2 separate regions of the Homo sapiens genome follow, and region 1 is linked to region 2. Evidence: read pairs that join two places in POLR2A ChIA-PET (ENCODE). Cell type or tissue: PC-9. All regions are shown on one strand. Each heading gives the region's core, and the rest is flanking DNA. Links, peaks and the distances in the headings are about the cores only. Region 1 overlaps GPR173 (G protein-coupled receptor 173). Region 2 overlaps IQSEC2 (IQ motif and Sec7 domain ArfGEF 2).

Region 1 (15,110 bases), core at 5,989-13,988, 190 kb before region 2:
AGTACAGTGATGGGATCACAGTGTCACAGCTCACTGCAGCTTCAACCTCCTGGGCTCAAGCGATCCTCTCACCTCAGCTCCCCGAGTTTTTGTAGAGATGGGATTTGGCCATGTTGCCCAGGCTGGTCTTGAACTCCTGGGCTCAAGCGATCCACCCACCTCAGCCTCTCGAACTGCTGGGATTACCGTGCCCAGCCAACATTAAGTCTTAAAGCTGGAGAATGATCTTTGACTCTGCGTCCTGCATCTTGGGCACACTAGAGCTGGGCTGGGCCCCCAAGGTCTTGAGCAGCCCTGCCCCTATGGCTTTGCTGGGCTCAGTCCACCCAGCAGCTCTCATGGGTTGAAGTCTCATGCCTCCAGCCTTCGCAGGCTGGAGTTGCACATTCGTGGTCCTGTAGTTCTGTGGTCTTGGGACAGCCCCACTCCCACAGTTCCACTAAGTGTTGCCTTAGTGGGAGCCCTCTGCAGTGGCTCCATCCCTATGACAAGTCTCTGCTTGGTTCCCCAGGCTGTCCATGAAATTCTTTGAAATCTAGACAAAGGAAGCCATGGTTCCACAACTCGTGCATTCTGTGTGCCTACAGAATTAGCACCATGTGGACACCATCAAGGTTTACAGGTTATACTTTCTGGAGCAGCAAGTCGAGCTGCACTTGGGCCTGCTTGAGCCACAGCAGGGGCAGCCAAGGGGTACTGCTCCAGAATTGAAGGAGCAGAGTCCCAAGGTGGCACAGGGCAGCAAATGCTCAAGTCCTAGGGGTACCTCTCTAGAAACCTTGCCCTCAAGATCCTAGCTTGCCTCAAAGGCCTCTGAATAGAATCTGGCTTCCTTCTACCCATATTAGTCTCTTTAGCAGTCTCTTGGTCACACCCTTAGTATTCTCTCCCCAACATGCTTTTGTATTTTTTACATGGTCAAGCTGAGAGTTTTCCAAATCTTTCTGTTCTGCTTCTCTTTTAATTATAAATTCTGTCTTTAAATCGTTTTTCTCTCATTTTGCTGTACATAGCCAAAAGTAGTCATGTGGCATCTCAAACATTTTGCTGCTTAGATATTTTTTCTGCTATATATGCTAGTTTATGACTCTTAAATTCTGCCTTCCACTAAGTCCTAGGACATGAACACGATTCTGCCAAATCTTTGCACGCATATAACAAAGGTGGCTTTTATTCCAGTTTCCAATACCTTATTTCTCATTTCCATCGGAGACCTCATCAAAATGGCCTTTACCATCCATATTTCTGATCATGGGATTAGAAACAAAGCTAAGGAGCCTAAATCTCCTTAGGGATTACTTAAGTGGTCATGATCAGAACCACTTGGCAATTACATTTTTAACACATGAAATCAGAACTGATCATGGCCACTTAAGTAATCCCTAAGGAGGTTTAGGCTCTCCCTATAGCACTTGTCTTCTTCTGAGGCCTCACACAAAATCACCCTTAACCCTCTATTTATGGCTTTACAGGCTTTTTCTAGCCTGCTCCTCCATATTCTTTCAACCTCTACCCATTACCCAGTTCCAAAGCCACTTCCACATTTTCAGGCATTATAGCAACAACCCCATTCTTGGCACCAATCTTCTTAGTCCATTTCGCGCTACTATAACAATATTTGAGACTGGGTAATTTGTAAAGAACAGAGATTTTAGGCTAGGCGCAGTGGCTCACACATGTAATCCCAGCGCTTTGGTAGGCCAAGGCGGGAGGATTGCTTGAGGTCAGGAGTTCAAGACTAGCCTGGCCAACATGGTGAAACTGCATCTCTACTAAAAATACAAAAATTAGCTGGGCATCCTGGTGGCAGGCCCCTGTAGTCCCAGCTACTTGGGAGGCTGAGGCACAAAAATCACTTGAAACCGGGAGGCAGAGGTTGCAGCAAGCCTAGATCATGCCACTGCACTCCAGCCTGGGTGACAGAGCAAGACTCTGTCTCAAAAAAAAAAAGGAACAGAGATTTTATTTTATTTCTTATCATTCTGGAGGCTGGGCTGTCCAAGATCATGTGGCTACATCTGGTGAGAGCCTTCTTGCTGCATCATCCCATGGTGGAAGGCAAAAGGGCAAGAGAGCATGTGCACGTGACAAAGAGAGAAGGGAAGTGGGTAGAACTCATCCTTTTATCAGGAACCCGTTTCTGTGATAACCAACCCACTCCTGTGATAACAGCATTAATCCATTTATGAGGGAAGAGTCCTCATAACCTCATTACCTCTTAAAGGTCCCACCTGTCAACACTGTTGCATTGGGGATTAAGTTTTTAACACATGAACTTTAGGGGACACATTCAAACCATAGCAGACCATAACTTTTAAATTCACTAATGTGAATTTGTAGTGGTCAACATCCATGCCCACTTCTGATCAAGTCATAAGTGGTTTGATTTATTTTATGGTCCTTTGATTCATTTATGGTCATTTTAATCTTGACTTGGCAAATCCACTGGTGCTGAGCATAGATCTTCTACATCAAGTTATTGTGTTTCTTGGTAAAAGCTCAAACAAAGGAAATGAAGTAAATAACAATTGGTAGTTTTGACACAGATATAAACTTCTATTGTGGCCTGCCAGTTTTTGATCTTGGAAAGCATGTTGTTGAAGGTAAGACACATTCCATGGAGATTGCTCACACACAACCCAATGTTTGACCTAATGCCCTCAGTAATTAGCTTGAATGTATGAAATGTAGCTGCATGATTCTACAGGTCAGCAGAGCTGACCTCAAAAACACAAGCTTTGGGGTCATCAGATAACATTTTGGTTTCTCAGAAGCATCAGGTGCAGTTACTAGTGTTGAGTATGGCTGGTGCTTTCACACCATACCCACCTTTCTTAAGAAATGGAACAACTGCTTATTCGTGCCTTCCTTTTCCACCTCCCTTTTATAATTCTCTTGTTCTTGTCATGGCCAGGCAGAGACTAAGGTTTTGTGCTTGAAATAGCTGCGTGATCTTTTCTATCTTTTGGTAGTCACCATCAACAGGAAATTGCTAGCCTAAGTAAGTTGCAGCAAATGGTCAAAGAGTATTTTTTAGTGGGTTAAAACTCGTTTCTCGACAAATATTCAGAATTTGGATAATTTGTAGTGTTTGAATTTTGTGCTTCAAAGGGAGGATTCTTTTTTAAATGTAGCATCTCTTTCTTTTCTTTCAATCAAATATGAAATTTCTTGTAACAAATGCAGGCCAGGTGCGGTGGCTCATGCCTGTAATACCAGCACTTTGGGAAGCTGAGGTGGGAGGATTGCTTGAGCCCAGGAGTTTGAGACCAACCTGGGCAACGTGACGAAACCCTGTCTCTACCAAAAATACAAAAATTAGCCGGGCATGGTGGCGCGTGCCTGTGATCCCAGCTATTCAGGAGGCTGAGGTGGGAGGATTGCTTGAGCCTGGGAGGTTGAGGCTGCAGTGAGCCATGATCACCTCACTGCACTCCAGCCTGGGTGACAGAGTGAGACCCTGTTTCCAAAATAAATAAATAAATAAATGCTCACAAATTGAATGCAACAGAAAATTTTCATTTTGTGTATCTTAAAATAATGATGAAGCTTTTCCCCTAAGTGAATGCAGACATTGCTCTACTTACCCTAATAAGTCTTCTTTAGTATTCAAATTGCAACACCAAGTAAACATCACCCAGGGAACCATACTTGACTTCACATTTCCTAAGTTGAAGTTTTGCTTCGAATCCATAAACTCTGTCAGTAGTCTTCACGCTATTCTTTAGTGTCTTTAACATTTTTTATGTAACTTTATTCGTGTGCAAAAAAAGCCATTTGTTGAAGCCAGTAAACATAAAATCTGTGCCTGAGCTCAGAAGTTCGAAATCAGCCTGGGCAACATGGTAAAACCCCGTCTCTACTAAAAATACAAAAAAAAGAAAAATTAGCTGGGCATGGCAGTGTGCGCCTGTAGTCCCAGCTACTTGGGAGGCAGAGGCAGGAGAATCGCTTGAACCCAGGAGGCGGAGGTTGCAGTGAGCTGAGATTGCACTACTGCACTCCAGCCTGGGCAACAGCGAGACTCAAAAAAAAAAAATCTGAAAAATGAGAAGCATTCACAAAGAAATGTTGCCATGTTTCTTTTACCTCATTATTATTATTATTACTATTATTTTTACCAAATCTCTACACATTTGGGTTTAAAACAACACGGAAGGGTGTACTGATCCCAGTTCCTTACAGAAAGCTGAAAGGCAGGTGGGAAATGTCTTGGATTTAATTACATTCATCTGGCATAATTTACTGTGGAAATGAGACCTATAGACAAACTTACAGGTGAGGGCTCCTCAGTAAATGAATCTCAGAGTTTTCCAAACAAACTGCTGTTGTAAACAGCAGCATCTGTCCACAGACTTATGGAGTTTCCACAGTATTTCAAAGTATTCATGTATCACTTTGAATATTTCAAACTTAGTTTATGTTGGTGCTTCTTGTACTTCTCTTCAAGTTTCTAACTAGTACTGTAAACTATGCAATGTCAACACCCATAGATGCATGGGTAGAAAATGAAAACCTTTCTGATTGAACATCTAAGTTAGTGTCATCTCAATGCCCTTTGACCTGTCACCAGTGTATCTCCTAACAGCAATAATTGAACATGGCCCCTTTCCTATTCCCTTTACCTCATTGGTCTTAAAAATAGTGTACACAATTTCCCTGCACACCGCTAACCTGTGAGATTCTACTGGGAGGGGCATCTTAGCTTTACTTGTTAATCATACAACCCTGTCACTAGCCGGTTGAGCTCCAGCTAAAAATATTCTAACCCATCTCATAAAAGATCCCAGTTTCTCAATTTGCACTGCCAGATGCTTTAAAAATTCCAAATCTTTCTATTGAAGGGGTCAGCAGACCTCTGTGAGTTCTGAAAACTGATTTTTCTCTGCATTCTTAAGAAAGCAACACTCTGGCGGGGCGCGGTGGCTCACGCCTGTAATCCCAGCACTTTGGGAGGTCGAGGCGGGCGGATCACGAGGTCAGGAGATCAAGACCATCCTGGCTAACACAGTGAAACCCCGTCTCTACTAAAATACAAAAAATTAGCCGGGCATGGTGGCAGGTGCCTGTAGTCCCAGCTACTCGGGAGGCTGAGGCAGGAGAATGGCGTGAACCTGGGAGGCAGAGCTTGCAGTGAGCCGAGATCGTGCCACTGCACTCCCGCCTGGGCGACAGAGCGAGACTCCATCTCAAAAAAAAAAAAAAAAAGAAAGCAGCACTCTGAAACAAAGTCATAAAGCAACTCAATTAAACTATTGTTGGGCTTCATTCATTTATTGACAAATATTTTTATGTAAAAACAAAAGATAGTAAGTATGAAATCCCACCAGGAATCAGATTTGGTTAATTTTTAGTATCAAATACCAATCACAAGTAAATCAATCAATAAACCAAGAAATGATAAAAATGATATTGTCGTAATATTTTTAAAAGAGTCTTGACCTTTTAGGAGTAGATACTGAAATACTTAAGGATGAAATGATATAACAGATATGCTTCAGAATACTGGGAGTGAGGGAAGTGGGTAGGGTTATAGGCAGAATGAGACTAGCTATGAGTTGGTAATTGGTAAGTCTGGGCAATGGATCCACTGAGATTCATTACAGTATTCTCTTTACTTTTTAATGTTTGAAATACTCTATAATAAAACTTTTTTATAAAAAAGTAACAATCAGAAAAATAAAATAATACTGTTCTCTTTAGAAACACCTAATACTATACTATATAATAGTCCACATAGCAACAATCATACAATGCTTCTATTTTTTCTCTGTTTCTTGGTGATAAGACAGCCCTCCTATTTTTGTAGAAGAAAGAAACTTGAGGAAAAATAAGAAGAAAATCAAATTAAAAGAAAAATAGGCGGGGTGCAATAGTTCATGCCTGTAATCCCAAGACTTTGGGAGGCTGAGGCAGGAGGACTTCTTGAGCCCAAGAATTTGAGACTAGCCTGGGCAACATAGTGAGACTGCATCTCTACCAAAAAAAAACCTTAAAAAATTAGCCAGGCATGGTGGCACATCCCTGTAGTCCCAGCTACTCTGAAGGCTGAGGTAGGAGGATTGCTTGAGCCTAGGAGGTTGAGGTTCATGCCACTGCACTCCAGCCTGGGTAACAGAGCGAGACCCTGTATAAATAAATAAATAAATAAATAAATATTTTTCATAAATGAAGGCTAGGCGTGATGGCTCAGGCTTGTAATCCCAGCATCTTCGGGGCCTGAGGCAGAAGGATTGTTCGAGCTCAGGAGTTTGAGGCTGCAGTGAGCTATGATTACACCACCGCACTCCAGCCTGGGTGACTGAGCGAGACCTTGTCTCTTTTTTTTTTTTTTTTTTTTTGAGACAGAGTCTCACTCTGTCACCCAAGCTGGAGTGCAGTGGCATGATCTCAGCTCACTCACTGCAATCTCCACCTCTCAGGTTCAAGCGAGTCTCCTGCCTCAGCCTCCGGAGTAGCTGGGATTACAGGCATGCACCACTACGCCCAGCTAATTTTTGTATTTTTACTAGAGACAGGGTTTCACCATGTTAGCCGGGCTGGTCTCCAACTCCTGGCCTCAAGTGATCATCCCGCCTCAGCCTCCCACAGTGTTAGGATTACAGGCGTGAGCCACCGTGCCCAGCCGACCTTTTCTCTTAAAAAAAAAAAAAAACAGAAAAGAAAACAAAAACAAACATTGTCCACATAGGTATAGGCCAAACTCCAAAACCTCACTGATGATAAACTAGCAAAGTAATAATCATACTATCTGGAATGTTTCAACGGGAAGTGATGAAAACAGTTACCACCTCTCTTTGCACATGGTTGCTCTGGAGCCATTCTTGCTCTAGCCCTCTGCTGTGGTAGGAGCCTACCAGCTGGGCAGCTCTGCTCGTTTGTCCACTTACAAGTGCAAGAGTTAGCTGGTCTCTGCACATGAGCAGGTTTGGCTCCAGCGGTATACCTGTTGCAGGATGTGTATGTCAGTTAAGTGTATCTGTGTGTGAGCAAGTTTATATGTGTACACATGTTTGCCCATGTGTACTTGTCTTTGTGTGTGTCTGTATATGTACAATATGCAATTTTTATCTTTGTGTTTGTTTGCGTATTGCTAAAGTGTATGAGTGTGCCTTTGTGTGTGTGTGTTGGAGCTGTTATAAGTCTGTTCATGGGTGGGAGTGTATATGTGAATGGGTGTGTGTGTGTACATATACCAGGATATACATATTTGTGTTGGTGAGCACACCTAATCTATGTGAGAGAGTTTGAATCTGTCTCTTTGTGTTAGAGCATGTGTGTGTATATGTGGGCAGTTTTTTACTTGCCTGCTTTTTTCTGGGTGCATATATATCTATAGGTCTCTGAGGGGGATTCTATGTACTATACCTGTGTGTGTATGTGTGTGTGTATACACACACATGGTAGGGTTCAAGTGCGTGTCAGCCTGCTGGCATATGTAAGTAACTTTGAGTGTTAATATCGTGACAGTGTTTATCTATGTGACAATATTAATATACAACTTTGTGTATATCTGTGTTGTGTCTGAATATGTGGGAGGATTTGAATCATCAGCTATATTGGGTCAATGAGTATATATATGTCTGTGTGAATGAAAGTATATGTGGGTAAGTTTGCTTGTGTGTACCTATCTGTCAGTGTTTGAGATCTCGTTCATCCATGTGTGTGTTAGGGGAGTTACAAAGGTGGTTTTGTGGACCATTGCATGTGTGTGAGTGTGTATCTGAGTGTGTCTGTGTATGTGAACAATTCTCAGCCCTCTCATATCCAGTGCCCTCTTGTACATAACAGATATTTTGTAACACCCCTTTACTGTCTGGAAATGAAGTTCTTAGGAATATAATCTCTCTGCATATGTAATTTTTTTTTGAGATGGAGTTTCACTCTTGTTACCCAGGCTGGAGTGCAATGGCACTATCTCGGCTCACTGCAACCTCCACCTTCTGGGTTCAAGTGATTCTCCTGCCTCAGCCTCCCGAGTAGCTGGGATTACAGGTTCGTGCCACCACGCCCAGCTAATTTTGTATTTTTAGTAGAGACAGAGTTTCACCATGTTGGCCAGGCTGGTCTCAAACCCCTGACCTCAGGCGATCCACCCGCCTCAGTCTTCCAAAGTGCTGGGATTACTGGTGTGAGCCACCACGCCTGGCCCTCTGCACATGTAATTTAAAAAGAAAATCCATATTTTATACAATATCCATTTTGTATTAACTATAATACAAATAAGAAATAAAAGAAAAATGATTTATAAGAAAACGATTTGTATTTCAATATGTAAATGCTTGGGCATGACACTCCCCAGGAGATTCAAGGAAGTGATTAGAGGCTCCCAATGTCTTTTTTTTTTTTTTTTAGATGGAGTTTCGCTCTTGTTGTCCAGGCTGGAGTGCAATGGCGCAATCTCAGCTCACCACAACCTCCACCTCCCGGGTTCAAGTGATTCTCCTGCCTCAGCCTCCCCAGTAGCTGGGATTACAGGCATGTGCCACCACGCCCTGTTAATTTTGTATTTTTTTATTTTTAGTGGAGACGGGGTTTCTCCATGTTGGTCAGGCTGGTCTCGAACTCCGTGCCTCAGGTGATCCGCCCACCTCCGCTTCTGAAAGTGCTGGGATTACAGGCGTGAGCCACTGTGCCCGGCCCCCAATGTCTTATACTGGGTAACTATGGATTTAGGAGAAGGGGAAACATCAGAGGCAGGACGTGCAGGAAAATGACAGGCACAGGCCTTGGAGGTGAGATTTTCTAAAATAGTCAACAACTCTAAGGAAAGCTCATCCCAAACCAAAGTGCAGCCTCCTCTTTACTTACATGACAGCCACGTTCCTGGATAATTCGGGGTATGTTAAAATCAAGAGAAAAAAAATGGTGTTTATCTGTGAAATAGATTCTAAGTTCACTTACTTAAAAGTCCAAAGTCCTAGAGGATGCGGGACATGTTGGCTGCGTGGGACTCTCCCCCATATTACTGGATGGCCAACATCCTCCCCGACTCCTAAATGTCAGAAGGACACCCTACACCCCAGCACTGTGGCCATCAAAAATGCTCCTACACAAATTTCCAAAATGTCCCCTAGAGGGCAGTAACGCCTTTGTTGAGGACGAAGCGCTGGCGCTCGGAGAGGGTACACTGTGTACCTGTGTGAACACGGCAGAGTACAAGATGTACCTCTGCCTCCGTGTGCGTGTGTGCATATGTGTGTGAGTGCGTGTGCGTATGTGTGAGTGTGTGTGTGTATGTGTGTTGCATGCGTGCGCACGCGTTCCTCATGCAAGAGCGGGTTGCTGTCTGAGGGTGTCCACAGCAGTAGACCGTTTATGGGGGGATGGGGTGTGCACGTGTCTGGGCTCGAGCAGGTGTGCGTGTGTTCTGTGTTTGCACGCGTCTTGAGCCTCAGCTGGGCCCGGGCTGCAGCTGCCAGTCTGCGGAGGAAAACCCTCTCCTCACTTGTTTGTAAAATGTCCCGAGCTTTCCCAGGGTTGTGTTTGTTTGCTGCTATTGTTTGGGGGGGATGTGGGGGGTTTTGTTTTATCTTTAGCTTTTGTTTTCACTGAGACTCAGGGCTACGCATTATCCACCTTCTCGGTCTTAGCGTGGCTCTCCGTGTCTCCCTCTCTATCTCCATCTTTATTTCTGTCTCTCTCTCTATCTCTCTCCAGCTACCCTCTCTTATCTCTGCCCCACCCCACCCCGTCTCTATTTTTCTTTCTTTCCTGGCGTTAGCCCTCTCCCTCTCCCTGCTCTCCTTTTCTCTCTCTTGCTCTCTCTCTCTCTCTCTCTCTCTATTTCTCTCCCTTCTCTGTCTGGCATGCTGGTTTCTGTGTGTGCCTCTGTCTCTTTTTTCTCACTCTCATTTTCACCCTTCTTCCCCTTTTTGTCTCTCTCTTCCTCTCTGTATGTAAGGATCTCTCTCCCCTTTCTCTGTTTCTCTCTCTGTCTCTTTCTCCCTCCTGTGTCTCCGTCTGTCTCTGTCACACACACCTCTCTCTCCTTCTCTCTCTCTGTGTCTCTCTGGCCTCTCTCTTACATTCAGTCTCTGTCTGTCTCTATCCCTTTCCCTCTGCCTCCCCTCAAGGTAAAGGAGAGAGAAAGAGAAAGAGAGAGAGAGAAAGAGAGTAAGTGTGTGTGTGTTTACATTCACCCAGCTGCGGGCTGTTCCACAGTCTGAGGGGGCTGTCAGGCCTTGAAGGGCTGAAAGGGAGCCCACCAACCCCATTTCTGCTCAGCCCCTGCCCTAGCACTTTCTAAGTACTAGTTTGGCCTCCTGTCATGGGCTCTGAGATTTCAGGGTGCCATTAAAAAGCCTGGCTCGGGCGCAGTGGCTCATACCTGTAATCCCAACAATTTGGGAGGCCAAGGCGGGCGAATCATTTGAGGTTACAAGTTGGAGACCAGCCTGGCTAGCATCACAAAACCCTGTCTCTACTAAAAATACAAAAATTAGCCGGGTGTGGTGGTGCGTGTGCTTGTAATTCCGGCTACTCGGGAGGCTGAGGCACAAGAATCACTTGAATCCGGTAGCCGGAGGTTGCAGTGAGCTGAGATTCTGCCACTGCACTCCAGCCTGGGCAACAGAGGGAGACTGTCTAAAAAAAAAAAAAAAAGGCCGGGCACCAGGTGGCTGTGGCAGGCCAGGCTGGATTGAGCTGGAAAACCATGCAGAGGGGAGACTTTTCCTGGGAGGGAGGGAGTAGGAAGACATCCACTCAAGTTCCACCCCCTAATCCCAGCCCAGCCCCAACAATCATCCTGAGTTTCCCCAGTTTCTGCCCAATTGCCTCACTGCCTTCCCTCTGGGACCTGTGCTGTTACCTGGTCACATCCCCACACTCCCGGAGCTCTCCTCTTTCCTGCAGCTTTGCTGCGCTGCTCTCACCACCAGATGTACCCCCCAGGCTGCTGTTGTAGCTAATCCTGCCTGGATGTCTCCAGGGCACCCTCTCTGACCCACAGCCCCAGCCCATTTAATCCCTCAATCAATTCATTTGATATATTGTCACTGAGAGCCTACCATGATGTGCTATGTAGTGTTCTTTCAGAGGAGAGTCAGTGAGTCTTTAACTCCTGCCTTTGTGGAGCTTTCATTCTGACAGGACAAGGCAGGCAATAAACTAAAATTTAAAAGTAAATTATATATATAAAATTATATATATATAATTTTTATATATTTAAAAAATTTTATATATATAAAAAAGTTTGTATATATAATTTTATATATATAAATTTATATATTTTATATATAATTATATATATATTTATATTTATTTATATATATATAAATATATATTTATATATAAATATAAATATATATTTATGTATATTTATATATAAATATATATTTATATTTATATATAAATATACATAAATATATATTATACATAAATATATATTTATATATAAATATATAAATATAAATATATATTTATAAATATATAAATATACATGTATATTTATTTATATATAAATATATAAATATACATTTATATAAATATATATAAATATACATGTATATTTATTCATATAGAAATATATATAAATATACATGTATATTTATTCATATAGAAATATATATAAATATACATTTATATTTATTCATATAGAAATATATATAAATATACATTTATATTTATTCATATATAAATATACATTTACATATAAATATATATAAATATACATTCATATATATTTATATATAAATGTATATTTATATATATTTATATATATTTATATTTATTTATAAATAAATATATAAATATATATAAATATATATTTATATTTATATATAAATAACTATATAGATTTATATATATTTATTTATAAATAACTATAAATATAGATTTATATATATTTATTTATAAATAACTATAAATATAGATTTATATATATTTATTTATAAATAACTATAAATATAGATTTATATATATTTATTTATAAATAACTATAAATATAGATTTATATATATTTATTTATAAATAACTATAAATATAGATTTATATATATTTATTTATAAATAACTATAAATATAGATTTATATATATTTATTTATAAATATTATAAATAAATATATAAATATATATTTATATTTATTTATTTGTATTTATATATAAATATAATTATATATAAATATATATAATTTATATATAAATTTTTATATTATAAAATTATATATATATAAATATATAGTGTGTTAGAAGAGAGAAATTCTAGGAGGCAAAATAGGGAGAGTGGCATGGAGGGGGCATTATCTGTCACCTGGATTGCTGCAGGGGCCTCTGAGTAGTCTCCCTACTTTTAATACACCCCACATGACCCCTGCTCTTCACAACGGCAAGCGGGATTCTGTTCCATCCTAGATCATACCACATCTGGCCTCTGCTCAGAATCCTCCCGTGACTCCCATCTCATTCAGAGGAAAAAGTTCTCGCCACGGCCTCCCTGATCTGACCTCACCACCTTTCTGACCTCACCTGCCACCACATTCCCCTGACTCACTGTGTTCCACCCACAGTGGCTTCCTTGCTCTTCCTCAAATATGCCATGTAGAGTCCCACCTCAGGGCCTTTGCTCTGGCCGTTCCCCCTGCCTGGACTTCTCTTCCCCGAGATATCCGCATGACTCACTCTCTCACCTCCCTTAGGTCTGTGCTCAGATGACACTTCCTCCGTGAAGCCTCCCCTGTCCACCTCATCTAAAACTGCAGCATCTTCCCCACCCCTAGCACTTCCTATCTTCCTTCCCTCCTTTATGTTTATTCTTAGGAACTTGTCATCATCTGACATACTATACTTCACCCGTGTCTCTTCTTTGTTATCTAGAATGTCGGTTCCACAAGGGCCGGGATCTTTATCTGTGTAGTTCACAGCTGTATCCCCAATACCTAGAACAGTGCCTGGCACACAGATGCTTGATAAATATTTTTTCAGTGTATGAATGAATATGCACAAGCATCCCTACATGTTTATATTCACACATACTTGCCTCCTCACCTAAAATAAAAACCAAAGTCCTCATCGTGGCCCACAACCCTACACAATCTGGCCCCAAGGCATCTCTGCGACTTCACCTTCCACCACTGTCTCCCTTGCTCTCACCGTTCCTGCCTCACTCGTCTTCCTGCTGTTCCTCAAGCACACTAAACACATTCCTCATCATGAATAAAGAAATCTATTAAGTGAGTGGTACCAGCATTTTAAGAACACATGAAAGAGAATAAAAATGAATGGGGTACATTGCATACAGGTTCAGTACTGTTTTGTGAAACTTTTGGTTGAGCTGTGTGTGTGCGTGCATGTATGTGTAGCGGGTTGTGATGTAAAATGTATTTTTTTACTGTGGGTGGCAGTAAAAAAAAGTCTGAACACAACCTTAGAGCTTTGCAAAAGGGGAGAAGAGCTGCACCAACATCCCTGCCCCACAGATCCACCAGTGGAGGAAACAGGTAACCAAAGACATCCAAAGAAATGCAGCATCCTCACCTGACAAGGAGCGGGTAGGAGCAGGAGTGGCCCAGGGGCAGGGCCTGGCACCAGCCAGGGCATAATTGGGGAGGGCTCGTAGACACACTAACCCTACCCTTTCTGTTTCTTCCTCATCTTTCCTTTCCATCTGTTTCTCATGGTCTCCTGTCTGTCTCTCTCTCTCTCCCCTCTTTCTCTCTCCTCGCTCTTTCTCATCCCCTCCATTTCTGTGTCAATCTCAATCCATTTATATCGGTGGCCACTTTTCTATCTCTTTGTTCTATCTCTCTCTCTCTCTCTTTCCCACTTTGTCTCTGCACGCCTGTTGTGTTTTTCTGCCTGTCTCTCTCTTGCCCTCATCTCTCTGTCTCTCTCTTGCCCTCATCTCTCTGTCTCTCTGTGTCTGTGTCTCCCCCGCTCATTCCCATTTGCAGGTGCAATGTAGCAGGACAACTCATGGAGCCCCCCCGGGCCCATCGAGTACCGGACTGGCTGACCCCCTAGGGTTGGCAGTAGCCCCTGACCCTCAGTATGGCCAACACTACCGGAGAGCCTGAGGAGGTGAGCGGCGCTCTGTCCCCACCGTCCGCATCAGCTTATGTGAAGCTGGTACTGCTGGGACTGATTATGTGCGTGAGCCTGGCGGGTAACGCCATCTTGTCCCTGCTGGTGCTCAAGGAGCGTGCCCTGCACAAGGCTCCTTACTACTTCCTGCTGGACCTGTGCCTGGCCGATGGCATACGCTCTGCCGTCTGCTTCCCCTTTGTGCTGGCTTCTGTGCGCCACGGCTCTTCATGGACCTTCAGTGCACTCAGCTGCAAGATTGTGGCCTTTATGGCCGTGCTCTTTTGCTTCCATGCGGCCTTCATGCTGTTCTGCATCAGCGTCACCCGCTACATGGCCATCGCCCACCACCGCTTCTACGCCAAGCGCATGACACTCTGGACATGCGCGGCTGTCATCTGCATGGCCTGGACCCTGTCTGTGGCCATGGCCTTCCCACCTGTCTTTGACGTGGGCACCTACAAGTTTATTCGGGAGGAGGACCAGTGCATCTTTGAGCATCGCTACTTCAAGGCCAATGACACGCTGGGCTTCATGCTTATGTTGGCTGTGCTCATGGCAGCTACCCATGCTGTCTACGGCAAGCTGCTCCTCTTCGAGTATCGTCACCGCAAGATGAAGCCAGTGCAGATGGTGCCAGCCATCAGCCAGAACTGGACATTCCATGGTCCCGGGGCCACCGGCCAGGCTGCTGCCAACTGGATCGCCGGCTTTGGCCGTGGGCCCATGCCACCAACCCTGCTGGGTATCCGGCAGAATGGGCATGCAGCCAGCCGGCGGCTACTGGGCATGGACGAGGTCAAGGGTGAAAAGCAGCTGGGCCGCATGTTCTACGCGATCACACTGCTCTTTCTGCTCCTCTGGTCACCCTACATCGTGGCCTGCTACTGGCGAGTGTTTGTGAAAGCCTGTGCTGTGCCCCACCGCTACCTGGCCACTGCTGTTTGGATGAGCTTCGCCCAGGCTGCCGTCAACCCAATTGTCTGCTTCCTGCTCAACAAGGACCTCAAGAAGTGCCTGAGGACTCACGCCCCCTGCTGGGGCACAGGAGGTGCCCCGGCTCCCAGAGAACCCTACTGTGTCATGTG
Region 2 (15,110 bases), core at 2,098-10,097:
CAGAGCGCTTTGCACTGGGGGCTGGATGTGGTGTGAAGGCTGCGCCCACGAGGCCCGGTCCCGGGCTGCAGCGCTGTGGAGCTCGGCTCCGCCCTGGGGAGAGCTCCCACCCATCGCTCGCTCTCCACCCCAAATTCTCTCTCCTCCTGGGCCTGGGGCGGTGGCCCTGACATCACCCCCACTCCAGGGTTCAGCCCCAGCTCAGCCCACCCCCGGCATCCAAGATGTTCCTCTCCTCCCTGCCAGGACTGCAGGATCTTGCCCATTAATCTCTCAAACCTCCCCTCCCAGCACACGGCTCAAGCCCAGTTTTGATCAACTGTCTCCTGTATGCATGAACCATCATCTATAACTTCCACTGCTCAGAAGAGATAGCCCAAGTCCCTTATTCTGGCATTTGAGGCTTCTCCAAGATACAACAGCTAATATTTATAGACCATTTAGCACATTTAGGTACCATTCTTACCACTTCACACTGAATAACTTGCTTGCTCTTCAAGACAACCGTATGAGGTAGGTACTGTAATTTATCTTCATTTTACACATAAAGAAACTGAGGCCCAGAGAGGTTAAGTAACATATCTATGGTCACACAGCTACTAATGATAGAGCCAGGATTCAAATCCAGGCAGTCTGACTCCAGAGCCCACACTCTTAAACATTAAGCCATACTTCAGGGTTGGCTGCCAGCCCCCTATTCCATCCACCCATCATTCCAGCCTGGCCCACATCCTGCTTTTCCCAAATGCTCCTCTGCTTTCTACCTCCAAAACTGCTCATACAGTACCTACCACTTGAAATGCAATCCCCATCGTCTCCGCCATCTGCAATCTGAGAAATTCCCCCACATCCTAGTTCCGTCAAGATTCAGGTCATATGCCACCACTAAGAAGCCCTCCTGAATCCCGCCTCCAGCCAGAAATTATTGCTGATCCTGTTCAGAGCTCCCACACACAGCACATGTCTGTCCTGCTTTTTATGGCACAGGTTAGCTTTGGCAAAGCATGACAGCTATTTGTGTTCATGACTCCCAGAATCCCAGCTCAGGAAGAGAATTTGATAATCTCCCAGCTAACACAGAGCACACGGCCTGGAACAGAGTAGGTGCTCAATAAAAGCTGCCGTCCAGAGGGAGTCAATGAATGTGCTCAGGAGGCTGCTCTAAGAAATACTCTCTCCTGAACTTTTACCACAGCCTCCGATCTCCTCTTCCAACCCATTCTTCACCCTGTGGCCAGTGAGAGCTTTCAAAAGTACAAATCTGGGCCGGGCGTGGTGGCTTACTCCTGTAATCCCAGCACTTTGGGAGGCTGAGGCGAGCAGATCACATGAGGCCAGGAGTTCAAAACCAACCCAGGCAACATGGCGAAAACCCGTCTCTAATGAAAATACAAAAATTAGCCGGGCGTGGTGGTGGGGGCCTGAAATCTCCTGCTGAGGCAGGAGAATCACTTGAATCCAGGAGGCAGAGGTTGCAGTGAGCCAAGATTGTGCCACTGCACTCCAGCCTGGGAGACAGAGCGAGACTCCGTCTAAAAACAAACAAACAAACAAACAAACAAAACCCACCACCACCACCACCACCAAAAGTACAAATCTAGGCCTGGCGCCGTGGATCATGCCTGTAATCCCAGCACTTTGGGAGGCCAAGGCAGGTGGATCACCTGAGGTCAGGAATTCAAGACCAGCCTGGCCAACATGATGAAACCACATCTCTACTAAAAATACAAAAATTAGCTGAGCATGGTGGGTGTGCCTGTAATCCCAGCTACTTGGGAGGCTGAGGCAGGAGAATCACTTGAACCCAGGAGACAGAGGTTGCAGTGAGCTGACATCGCACCACTGCACTCCAGCCTGGGAGATAGAGTGAGACTGTCTCCAAAAAAAAAAAAAAAAAAAAAAAAGTACAAATCTAGCTGGGCACAGTGGCTTATACTTGTAATCCCAGCTACTCCAGAGGCTGACATGGAAGGATCACTTAAGGCAGGAGTTGAAGACCAGCCTGGGCAACATGGCAAAACCTCATCTCTACCAAAAATACAAAAAATTAGCCAGGTGTGGTGGTGGGCCCCTGTAGTCCCAGCTACTTGGGAGGCTGAGGCACGAGAATCGCTTGAACCCGGGAGGTGGAGGCTGCAGTGAGCCAAGATTGTGCCACCACACTCCAGCCTGAGTGACAGAGTGAGACTCCATCTCAAAAAAAAAAGTATTGCCAGGCATGGTGGCTCAGGCCCATAATCTCAGCACTTTGGTAGGCTGAGGTAGGAGGATCACTTAAGCCCAGGAGTTCAAGACCAGCCTGGGCAACATAGGGAGACCCCGTCTCTACAGAAAATAAAAAATTAGCCAGGCGTGGTGGCGCATGCCTGTGGTCCTAGCTACTAGGGAGGCTGAGGCAGGAAAATCGCTTGAGCCCAGGAGGTCAAGGCTGCGGTAAGCCGTGATCCTGCCACTGCACTCCAGCCTGGGCAACAAAGTGAGACCCTGTCTCAAAAACAAAAACAAAAACAAAAACAAAACTGTACTAACCTAACTATTTCATTCTCTCACTAAAACCCTTCCACAGCGCCAGATAACTCACTCAACAAACAACAACTGAGCACCCTCTGTATGCCAGGCACAGTGCTGGGTGCTGGAAATATACTAGTGAGCAAAATGCACGAGAACATTCTCAGGGAGGTGATGTTCTAGTGAGGGAATGGGTGTGGCTGGGACCCAGAGAATGGTCTCATTATGGGGGGCACAAGGTTGGAGGCTTACAGAAGAAAGAAACAAGTAAATATATCCTGCCATTTCAGGTAGGGGTGAAGTGCTAGGAAGGAAAATATAGCAGATTGCGAAAAGGTGCTGTTTGAGAAGTGGTGCTCAGGGAAGGCCTTTCTGGAGCAATGGCATATAAGCAGAGTGCTGAGGGAAGTGAGAGGAAGTTGCATGGCAAAGGCAGAGCAGTCCAGAGAGAGGGTACAGCCAGCGCAAAGGCCCGGAGGTAGAACTGTGTCTGGCATGTTCGAGAAACAGTGAAGAGGCCAGTGTGGCCGGAACAGAGTGAATGAGAGGAGATAGGAGGTAAGATCAGAGAGGTCATGGGGGCCAAATCGGAAAGGGCATGAGCCTACAATAAAGACTTTGGCTTTTGCTCTGATTGAGGTGAGCAGAGGAGGGACATGATCTAACTTGGGTGTTCCAGGAATCAGCAGCCATGGGATAACCTTCAACTTCCTCACTGTGGCCATGGATGGCTCTCCTGACTTGACCCCCACCTCATATATTCTCTGCCCCATTGCCCCAACCTGGCTACCTCCTGCTCAGCCTTCAATGCTCTGCTCAGGTATGCCTTTCCATGCCTGCCTGCCTCCTCCACACAGGCTGTCTTACACCCGCTCCTCTCGGGCTGCAGTAGGGCCCTGTTGTCACCTCTAATTCCTAGGGCAAAGGCACTACTTAGCTCATTGAATTCTTGAAACTTACCAAGGCAGGCACCATTAGCCTCATTTCATAGATGAAGACACTGAGGCTCAGAGAGGTGACATAAACTTGCTCAAGGTCACATAGCTATTAAGTAAAAAAGCTAGGATTCAAACCCAGGGCCCAGGCTTTTCATGACATCTTGTTGCCTCTCCTCACTCCCGGCTCCGTGCTGCCCCTGGCTCTGCACTCTTTGGCAATTCCTCCCTTGAGAGCTCACCCCCGTTTTGGTTGCAAAGGGAATAGTGGCAGGGAGATCAGGCTGTCAGCACAGCCTCCCACAAGGGAGCCTGGCAAAAAAAGGAGGGTGCTTGACGGCGTTGCTTCTGACATCATACATACTGCTGAAGAAACAGCACTGGGGATGTGGAATCCCTCAAGTCAGAGCCCCCAGAACAACACTCGGGGACATGCTGATCACATGGAAAATCTCTCTTCTTCTCTTTCTCTCGCACACATACACACACATGCAAACACACAGAGAGAGAAAGAGCCTGTTGTAGAGTAAGACGCTGGGCAGGCCAAGGCTCAGGTCCTGACTGCCACTGACCAGCTGTGTGAGCCCGTGCATGTCACTTTTCCTCTCTGCAACTCAGTTTCTCATCTGTGCAGGGGTCAAGCAAAACCAACTCCCTCTTTGGATTCCTGGACTTCAGAAACGGTCTGGGAGCACCCCCTCTCTGGACTCTTCCCAGCCAGGAGCAAAACATCTGCATGTGCACACACACACACACACACACACACATACACTCACACACATGCATGCAGAGGTACAATAACACAGACACATGCAAAGGCAGACAAACCTAGAAACAAAAACACATCCACAGACACAAGAAAATAGACACAAACACATGCAGACATGCACATATACGGACACAACCACACACACACACTCACACACACACACACACGCCCATGTGCGCTGTCTGCTGGGCTATTCTGTGGGGGAAATTGGAGAGCATCCTCTGCAGAGGGGGAAATAAGCTATGCTACACAAATAACCACAGTACAAAGCAGAAAGTTATCAGGGCTGGGGAACAGAGGAAGTGCTGGGGGAGTGCAGGAGAGAGATCCCTTCTGTTTGGGGGTGGTTGAGCAGAATAAAAATAAACTCGCACTTACTGCGCACCTTCCCTGTGTCAGGCATTTTCCACACATTATTTAATCTGCATGGCAAACGTGAGGGAAGAATTAGGATTCCTATTTTGCAGATGAAGAAAAAAACTCCAAGAGGGGAAATGACTGCCAAAGGTCTCAGAGCTAGCAAGTGGCAGGACAGAGATTCAAACCCCAAAGCTTGTGCTAGTTCCTCTGCTGCCCGGAAGGCTTCCTGGGGGAGGAAGCTTGTGGACTGGGTCTTGCCTGGAAGGAGTTGGTAGAGATGAAGAGTGAGGGAACCTTGTGTGCCAAAGCACTAAGATGGGGAGAAGCAGTGTAGGATGTTCCACAGGGATCTGGGGCTGGCCTGCCCATGGCAGGGGCACTAATCCTCCTCAAATGCTGCTTCTAATGGGAGGTCTTCTCTCCCTCCTTCCCTTTATTGGCACTGCCCGGAACCAGGCAGCCAGCAGGGGATGGGATCAGGATGCAGTTGTCATGGAAACGAATGGGGGCTGTTGCCATGGATATCATAAGATGAGGGCAAGAGGAAGCTAGGGATGGTGAGGACTATCCCCATGACAACTTAGGTGGCAGTGGGGGGAACGGGACGGACTGGAAGTAGAGACAAGAAAACAAGACGAGGAAGGTCATTGCACCTGGATGGGACCAGGGGCTTTGGGTTCTGGAAGGAGCAGACTGGGCCAGGAGACTGGACCCAGTGGCAGGGGAGAGAGGAGGCAGGGGGACTGCAGCCACCTCTCCCTCCAATATTTCTTCTGCAAGCTAGTTCTGCTGCCCAATCCCAGTGTCACAGGGATCTAAGCCCTAGCCCAGCCTGGCTTGGCACAGGAACTGACAGGGAAGAAAGCAGCCTTCAGAGGAGCTGAGCTGCATACACGGGCTTTGGGAGCGCAAGACCTGAGCTTGAATCCCAGCTTTGCTGCTGTGCAGCCCTAAAAATAATAGTTGTCATTTATTGAGTTGTCATTTTGCTAGGCTGAGCAACACTGCAAGGTTTGGGTTGTTCTCTCTGAGGAGGACAGCACAGATGATGAAACTGAGGTACAGAGAGATGAAGTAACCTGCCCAAAGCCTTGAAGCTCAGCACTGGTGGAGCCAAGATTCAAACAAAAGTGTATCTGAACACAAAGCCCGTGCTCTTACCACCACCCCACCCTCTGTCCCAGGCACTATAAGCAGTCCCTTCAAGGTACAGTCCTCGCATTCTTCATCTCCCCGTGCCTTCCCACAGTGGCACACAAAGGATCGCATGCTGGGTAAATATTTGTGGAGTGGGTGAACGAGGAAGCAACCCGGGAGGAAGCAGGAAGGACTGAGGTTAGATGGAAGAAGCTCCTGACCTCAAGAGCGATGACTCATGGATGTGGCTAGCCAAGGGTGGCAGAAGATGCACAGAGCTGGGATGGACTGGACGGACTAGGCTTTATGAACCATCCAATCCCACAGACCCAAATGGAGGCCCAGAGAGTCAAAGTGACTTGCCCAGGGTTGCACAGGACAAGAATCCCCCTCACCTCTGGCCAGCATCCCACTCTTAGCTTCAGAAGCCCCTCTGAATCTGGCCTGTCTCCCCACCCCTCACCTCCCACCCTGCCCTGTAAGTTCCTCAATGTCACAGGCAATAGCAGGTTACTTGCAATTCCTAGACTACAGCAAGCTGATCCACATAACCAAGCCCATGCTCATACTCTTCCTTTGTTTCTTCTGCCCAGAATGTCTTCTGTCTCCCCTTCACCCCCCGACTTGCTTGATCTGGGTGAGCTCATCTTCATCTTGCAGTACCCTGGGCAGGTTGGTCCTTCTGGGAAGTCAATGCTGACTCACTCCTGCCGCTCACGGAACATGACAGGGTCAGTGACTCCCTCCCCTGTGTCTTATGCATACCCATATTATCACAGTCAGTCTTTCTTCCTGGCTAACTTGTGGTTCTCTCTTAAAGTGTCCGTCTCCCACCCCACACCCCCGTCCTGTTTCCCAAGGGCAGCGGCCCGGTGTGATTCACCTTTGCGGACCTATGGCACTCATGCCAGTACTAAGCACACAGCAGTTACTCAGCAGCCACCCTGGGTCCTCGAAGACCACAGGTAGAAATCACGTGTGTCTGTGTGTGTGTGACCATCCTGCCTGACAACTGTCACCCTAAAGGCCACAGCCTCACGTGCTTAAAAGCCACCCACACCCAGCCTTGTGATTACATCCACCAGACACAGACATCAAGGCTGCCAGGTACATAAAGTCACCACTTCACACAATCAACCTCACACTCAGAATTCCTCACACCCAGTCTCACATCATCACATTTCCTCAGCTCTGCAGCAGTGTGCACAGTCTCACAACTGTGAGACCTGCAGAGCCTTGTGCAAAGACATGTGTGAGGATGGCCGGCCACATGGAGGCCATGCGTGCACACATATTTCTCTCACGGCTGATCAAAACCCCACCCCCTTCCCACAGCACAAGCCCTCTGCCCGATTCAGCCAATTCAGTTGCCCACGGGTCGGGAGGGTCATCTGACCCTGACTTGCCCCCTCCCCCCATGTAGTTGAACCCCCGTCCCCACCCCCACACTTGCTTCTCTCTCCATTCAGCGGAAGGGTAGAATGGTCTCCTCGTCCCCAGCCCCAGGTCACCTACATTCACACACCCTGGAGAGCAGAATAAACAGAGTAATGTACCCACCATTCCCCTGCATGACCCTGGAGCGCTCCCCCAGGTTTTTGTCTATGCGGTCCCTGTCTCCTATAATGCCTTCTCACCCCTTGCCACCTTTTCAAACCCTTACCAGCCTTCAAGGCTCAACTCTTGCACCTCTTCCTCCAGCAAGCCCTCCTGGACACCACACCTCCCCACCCACCTTGACATCTCCTTCCTCTCTGGGCCAGGAACAAAATGTGCTCATTACTGAAGCCGTTCCTGTCCAATCATGTTAACCCTTTGCATCCTTCCTACTTTCCCAAAGGATTTCTCATCTCTCATCTCCCCTGGGAGATGGAGAGCTCGCAGAGGACACAGCCACTGTCATGCTTAAAAAAAAAAAAAAATCTTTTTGTAGAGATGAGATCTCACTATGTTGCCCAGGCTGATCTGAAACTCCTGGCCTCAAGCCATCTGCCTGTCTCAGCCTCCCAAAGGGCTAGGATTACAGGTGTGAGCCACCACACCTGGCCTCTGTCTTACTTTGGATCTCTCACAGTATTTAGCGTCAGGTCTTATACCCAGTAAGGGCTCAAACAATGCTTTGTTGAGTAGAATGAGGAAGAGTAAATAAGGGAGACAGGCAGGGAGGGAGGGGAGAAATAAATGAGACTTTGAATGGGTGAATGAGTAGATGAGTTGAGCGAGTGAGGCAATAAGTGAGGGAAGGAGGTGAGGTTCTAGGAAACCTAGAGGTTCAATGTGATAGAGATGCTGAAGGGAGGGAGGAAAGAAAAGACAGGAGAAAACTCTCACCTGGGCCTTAATCAAAACAAGAGCCACCAATCACAGCACACTTGCCCAACAGTGCACAAGCTCCTATGCTGGGCTCGTTGTGTTCTTTCTTGCTAATCTTCATGACAACCCAGAGAGGTAGGTATATTCTCACTGTACTCAGGAGGAAAACAAAGCTCAAGGAGAAGAAAAAACTTGCTCAAGGTTATACAGATGTAAGTGGCAGAACCAGAAGGTAAACTCAGATTTGTCTAATACCAAAGGCTCAGACAGGAAAAGTCGGGGGTATGAGCCCACTTCAGACACATCATGGAAGGTGTGAGTCCTACAAACCCGTAAAGGACATCTTCCACCCTCCAGCTGAGAGCCTCCAGGGAGTCTTAGAACCAGCCTCTGCCCAGGTGCAGGGAATATTTAGGGTCGTTGCATTGGAGGGAAATGGCTTCCTCTCAGATTCAGAGATCCCTAAAGTTGTAGAATCAGAACCTTAAAAGTAAACGATCAAGGAATCTAAACATTGCAGAATATTAAAATTGCATCATCAGAATTTGTTCAAATGGTAGAATTATGCAATCTTAAAACCACAGGACTGGAAAATCCCAAAATCACTGCATTGTAGAAATAGAAATCATAAAATTGCAGTGGAATGTGTCACTGAATCATTGTCTATTAAATTCACATAATCATAGCTTCTTAAAACTGTAGCATCTCAGATTCACAAAATGTCACAGCTGGAAGAGTCATTGGAGACCCTCTAATCCAACCCTTCTCCTTTTTATAGATGTCAAAGAGGTCATGCGACACATCCAAGGTTAGCCTGCCCGTGTTGGGAGTCATTCATGCATTTATTGAGTGCCTCCTGGGTGTTGACAAAACCACGAATCAAACCCTACTCTCTTTCCCGGCCCCTATTCCCAGCCCTGGATAGGAAAGAAGGCAAGGCCCTGGTGGGGATTGGAAGAGGGAAGTGGGGGTGGGTGGAATATACATCAGACAGAGAGAAGAGATCAGCTTTTATTGATGGAAATTCCTTTGTACACAGCAACACGCACTCTGAGAGGCCTTTTCCTCCTGATAATATTTACAGAGCACTATGGGAGTGGCAGAGGGCATGGGGTGAGGCCTTCAAGCAGTGGAGGAGATGGCAGCAATGGCCACAGCAAGGGAACAAACGACAGGGAACTAGGCAGGCTGGGTCCTGCCCCCGTCTGGTCCTCTGAGCCCTAGGCACCCTGCATCTCTGTTTGTGCTCACAGAGGACAGAGGTAGGTCCTTGGGATGTCATTTGGAGACCTCTCCAGTAGTGGCAGGCTCCAGGGTGCCTGGGAAGTGGGAGTGCGGGTACGGGAGGATCCAGGTTCCAAGCTCCAAGCTCCAAGCTCTGCTTCTCCCACATTTTAGTCGGACCTAGGGCTCCAGCTCTCTTTAATTCAGGGGCTGGAGTCCAGAGGAGACAGCAGTGGGGATGGGAATTCCAAGAAGAAGGTGGGGGGAGGAAGGGGCACGATGCTTGCCCATCTGGTTCCTGAAGCAGGGGACAGGGTCCCATGGGGGAATCTGCGGGGGGGTGGGTGGGGGGAAGGAGGGGCTGGTTAAGGCTTTTGCTTCTGCATAGAAAATGGCCCTTGTCCTCTCAGTTACCGAGAGGAGGGACTACTGCACTCGGAGGCCGGACAGCAGAACTGGTGAGCGTCTTCCTCTTCCTCTTCCTCAGTCTCCTCCTCCTCCTCCTCTTCCCTGGGGCCAGGAAGGGCGGGGTAGAGGCCACAGGCGGTGGGTGACAGAGAGAGGCAGAGGCATTAGTTTGCAGAGCAGGGGAGATACGCGAAGGGCCAGGACCGGAACCAGAAGGTGGGACGAGAATGGGGGTCAGGGTGGGGAGGCCAGTGTGATGGATTATCCAGGGTCACACCCAACTCAGTGTGCTGGGACAGCCCTCCCCCACACCCAGCCTGGGCTCAGTCTTAAGGTCACCCTCAGCGTATATCAACTCCCTTTCTAACCCTGCCAGGTGCCTGACCCTCATTTTAATATAATAACAGCAACCTGCTCTCATTTTGCACGCATCATCTCACTTAGCCCCTACAACAGCTCTGCAGAGGAGCATTTTAGAGATGAGGGAATTAAAACTCAGAAAGGTTAGATAACTTGCTCTAGGTCACACAGCTGGGTAAGTGGTAGAGTCAGGATTTGAACCCAGAGTTTTTGGAGCTCCAAGTCTCAGACTCATCCCACTAGGTCCTTTGGGTGAACTTGGCACTATCTCTAGAAACCCACCCTGCTCTTGAAGGACAAGGATTTGTATTTCCTGAAGGTTCAGGCTCAGGAAAATGGGAGATACTTGGAAATGGAGTACGGAAAGCCCACAGCTTTGGAAGCAAACAGACCTGGGTTCAAATCCCAGCTCTACAAGTGGTTCCAGGCTATATGCCCTTGAGCGCATTATTGTCACTCTTGGAGCCTCAGTTTCCTCGTCTGTAAAAATGGGGCTCGTGATGTGAACCTCCCAGGACTGTTGCAAGAACTAGAACATATATCAAGTGTCTGGCAAACACCAGCAATGGGAACATGGTGGTGATTATTGTTAACTACTCGTGAGCTGAATCTAATTCCCAAAGTGGCCGTCTGCCCACACAGAAGCAGCCACAGCAGTGGGAGAAGAGTCGCTGCAGGAACAAGCACCTATCCCTAGGGTGCTGCTGAGCAGTACCAGGGGCCAGGCTGCATGTGGCATTCACTGGTGCTGGGCTACAGTTTCATATGGTGGATGGACAGACAGTTGGGCTGGGAGGGGACCAGGTGACTTGGGAGTGACAAGGCTGACCTTCTGGGGACAGACAAGGAAACAGTTACCCTCATTCCCAGACCCCTTGGCTCAGGGGATGCAGGAATTATGGAATCCAGGAGACTGGAAGAATGGGAAGAGGTGGGAAGGAACGCAGACAGGGAAGTGAAGGGAAAGGAAAGGAAGGCATTGCTGTCCATCTGATGCACAGACAAGCACACACACGCACGCACACGCCTTTCTCAGACTCAGAGCTCCCTCTGACACATTGTTCCACGGACTTCCTGAATCAGCAAAATCACATGAAGCAGGGCGCAAGTTCTGGGCAAGTAGCCCTCCCTTTCTGAGTGTCCCATTCCTCATCTATAAAAACAGAAGATCCACACCTCTCCAGGCTGTCATGAGGAACAAGTGATATTCCATTCCCACTGCTCACTCCCCTCTTTTCCAGGCGAGGCCCCTGCTTCCTCTCCCCCTAACACTGCAGTCACCTCCTGATTTCTTCTCCCTCCCTTCTTGAACCACATTAGCCTTCCTAAAGCCCACCTTCAAGCATGCATCTCTTCTGCTCAGACACCCACTGCCTCCTGGATAAAGTTCAGGGTCCTCAAGTTGGCATTCAAGGCTCTCCCACCATATGGCCTCACCAGGCCTTTCCTGTTAGATGGCAAAAGCACAGGCTATGGAATCAGACGGACCTGAGTTTCAATACCAGCCCCATCATTTACTAGCCGGATGACCTTGGGTCCATTTCTTCACCATTCCAGGACACACTTTCCTTACCTGCAAACTGAGGAAATACCTATTCTGCAGGGTGCAGTGGGACTAAAGGAATTCAAATATGTACTAAGCAAGGCTGGTGCTTAGTGCATGGTAACTATTATTATAACGGCCATTATAGTGGTATCCATGTTCCCTACTCACTGATGCCCAGCCTTCATCAAGCTAGCTTGTTCATTATTCCATCAGCATGCCTGGCCTTTTCACATCTCTATGTGTGTGCTGATTCTGTTTCTTCCACTTAGAATACTCTTCCCTCTGCACAGATCTTTGCCTATTACCATCCTTTCTGAATTTCCTGACCCAGCTCAAGTGCCACTTCCTAAGGAAGTCCTAGCCAGAAGTATTCTCTGCTTCCTTCCAGCTCCAGCATCCGTTCCCTTGGCCAGGGCTCTCCATTTGTTGCTTTGAACTTTCCTGAAGCATTTCTTTCACCAATCCCCCAATACCCTTGTATCCCCACCACTATCACTGCTTTGCTCCTCTGTAAGAAAGAGGGGGCCCCTCTAGCATTTAGGGCCAGTCTCTCCACCTGGACTCTGGAGCCCATCCCCATTACCTCCTCCACAACAATCATCCCCTCTCCCTCCTGCGTTTTCAACCTCTCCCCCTCTGTTGCCTCCTTCCTATCAACATTTATAGAAGCTCAAGTCTCTCCCATCTGGGAATAAAAACCCTCTATCTGCCCCCACATCCCCCTCTGTCCCTCTCTCCTCTTCACAGCTAAGCTTCTTCTTAAGAAACCCGTCTACACTGGCCATCTCTGCTTCACTTCGGTACCTCCCACGAGCTCTTCGACCCACTCCAATCTGCCTCATGCGCCCACCACTCCATGGAAGCTGTTCTGAGGAAGGTCGCCCAGGCCCTCCTGATGGTTAAAGCCAATAGACTCTCTTCCGCCCTCGGCTTACTAGCCCAGGCTGCAACATTTGACACTCTTAACAAGGCCCTCCTCTGCATGGCCCTTTCCTTCCTCTGCTTCTGTGAGCCCACCCCCACTGCTTTTCCTCCTACTGCTCTGACCCCGCCCCCATTTCTTCCTGGGCTCCTTCCCTACGCGTTGGTTTCCCCTTCCCAATTCTGCTCTGGCCCTCTTCTCTTTCACTCCACACTTTTTCAGTGATCTCATTCCATTTCATAACTTCAGGTGTAGATCCCTCTCCTGGGTCCCGGACCCGTCGAGCCCAATGCTTGCTGGACAGCTCTACCAGGATGGCCCTTTGGGCCTTCAGCTCTCATAGGGACCTCTGACTCAGCATCTCACCATTGTCCTTAAGGCACCACCATTCATCCAGTCACCTGAGCCCAAAACATACCTTGGAGTCACCCTAGATTCTTCCTGCCCTCTTAGCAAGTCAGTCACCAATTATTGTGGACTCTACCTCCTAAATAGCTCTAAAAGATAGACTGTGATGTTGCCCCTACCATCTCATCTTCTACTCCTCTCACTCCTTCTTCAGCCTTTTCCCCATCACACTGGTCTCCCTGCTGCTCCCCAAACAGACCAAACACACTCTTGCCTCGGGGCCTTTACACCTGCGGTTCCTTCTATCTGGAACATCGTCCCTGAGAGGTACACGGCTCACTCTCTTACCTCCTTCAAGCCTCTGCTCAAATACTGCCTCATCAGAGAGGCCCTCCCTCTCAAAAGGCACCCCAACATTCTCTACCTTATCACCCCAGCTTTTTCTTCATAGCACTTATCGACATCAGATACACTCTAGACATTTAGTTGTTTATTTATTTTTCTGTCTCACTCACTGTAAGATCCATCAGGACAGGCATCTGTTCTGTTCAGTGCTAAACCCCTAGTGCCTAACACAGTGCCTGGCATTCAATAAATATTCAGTGAATGAATGAATCCAGTGCCAGGCATGAACACTTGAACTTACTGCGAACTCCAGCCTCTGTCATCTCCACCTCCTCCTCTCTCCCCGGTTACCTCTTCAGTCTCTGACTCCAGTCCTCTCTTCCTCCTGATCACCTCTCAAATCCATCTCCTCGGCTCTATGCCCACGACCTTGGCTTCTCTCTCCCTTGGATTACTGCATAGCCTCCTCCCTCATTTCCCTTCTAAAACGCTAATTTGATCATGTCACTTTTCATCTTTTCCTATTCAAGAACTGTTCATGGCTCTCCAACTGCCTACCAAAAAAAAAATAAAATAAAATAAAAAGCCTATACTCTTCAGACAGCTGCTTGAGGTAAGCCTGACCTCTGCACCCTCCAATGTCTGATTTCACCTTGCTCACCTCCAGGCCTTTGCGGACACTGTCAGCACCTCCTCCCCCATCTCTAACTCTCAGAATCCTCATGGACCTTGAATGACTGGCTTAAACACAGCTTTCTTCAGGAAACTTGACCTAACTCACAAAGCAAAAGTAATTCCTCTGCAAAATCCGCAGGGAAATGAGTATTGCCAGTGTCACTTGGGATCTCTGAGAACCAGGGGTAGGATGAAAGTTAGTAAATATGTCTGAGACTAAGGACTCTGGATGCTGGGTGAGCATTAATAGAGGTTCCCTTTTCCCCTTGCACTATCACCCTGGCATGGACTCATGTCCCTCTGGCCCTCTGCTAACTTTGACTCATCCTCGCCTCTTCCCTTTCCCTCACCTTATACATCCACAACAGTTTATATCATCTGACACTTCTATTGAGTCTATCTCATTAATAACTCTCAAAGGATTTGGATTCTATAATTTGAAATTAAAGTGCTTCTCAACAAATGGTGCTCACTGGAGTCGTGCAACACCGTAGCCCTGCTCAAATCCATTTCTTCTCTGCCAATACCCCAGTTTAGGCCTTCCAGCTGGTTTCCCTGCATACAACCCATTTTTCATACTGACTGCTAATGTGATGTTTCTAAAACACAAATTTTGCCAAATTACTCTCCTATTTAGAATCCATTCAACTGACACTTTGTCACCAACAATATTGGTTCTCAAGCTTTTTGAGGGGAATGCAAACCCCTTTACCAATTTAATGAAAGCCATGGACCATCTCTTCCACCAAAAAATGCACATAGGTATATGAATGCAACATTTTGCATTCAATTTCCGGAGGTTCGTGGGGTTCCTGAAGCCCATCTGAGACCCATGCACCCCAGGTTAGGAACTTCTGGCCCTTCCCAATAACATCCCGTTTCTTTTCCATATGCTGTATGCTATTCCTTCTGCCTGGAATGCTCTTCCACACTTCACCCTTCTGTCCCTGGCTCTTACTTAACCTTTAAGACCCAGCTCTTAGGCTGAGTTGACCTGTACCAGCCCCAGACAGGGCCAAATTCCTTCCTCTGGGCTTCCATACCCTTCAGTGTTCTCCTCTGTCAGGGCCCTTCTCAGTCTCCCTGAGTGACTGGGAACTCATGGAGGGCAAGAACTGTTACTCAACAGAGACCCTGGTCACAGCAGTACTCCAAAAGTATCTACTGAAATCAACACTAATAATAGCTACTCTTTCCTGAGTACCCATTATGTGCCAGCCACTCAGATTCTGAATGCATTCATCTGAATGAGCTCAGCTC

Evidence for each region. Peaks named below come from ENCODE experiments on the same cell type or tissue, not always from the same donor. Only the 100,000 strongest peaks of a DNase experiment are listed, where the experiment ranks them.
Region 1: POLR2A ChIA-PET joins it to region 2 with 11 read pairs; 3 of 35 experiments call an interaction of 5 or more read pairs at or near these places.

What each region holds. Positions count from the first base shown.
Region 1 is chrX:53,062,633-53,077,742 of GRCh38, forward strand. GPR173 (G protein-coupled receptor 173) reads left to right here. Exons shown (of 2, transcript NM_018969.6): 2 at 13,893-15,110. The coding sequence starts at 13,990. Among named protein-coding and RNA genes, the nearest start is that of TSPYL2, 12 kb to the right of the region's middle. RefSeq lists enhancers at 8,853-9,354, 14,958-15,017. In PC-9, for the core only: CTCF peaks have their summits at 9,075 (motif pointing right) and 9,276; no DNase peak of the experiment used is centred there; H3K4me3 peaks cover 734 bases.
Region 2 is chrX:53,257,309-53,272,418 of GRCh38, forward strand. The region is part of intron 2 of IQSEC2 (IQ motif and Sec7 domain ArfGEF 2); the gene reads right to left. Among named protein-coding and RNA genes, the nearest start is that of KDM5C, 40 kb to the left of the region's middle. In PC-9, for the core only: no CTCF peak of the experiment used is centred there; DNase peaks (open chromatin) are centred at 5,893, 6,493, 8,553 and 9,103; H3K27ac peaks cover 3,767 bases.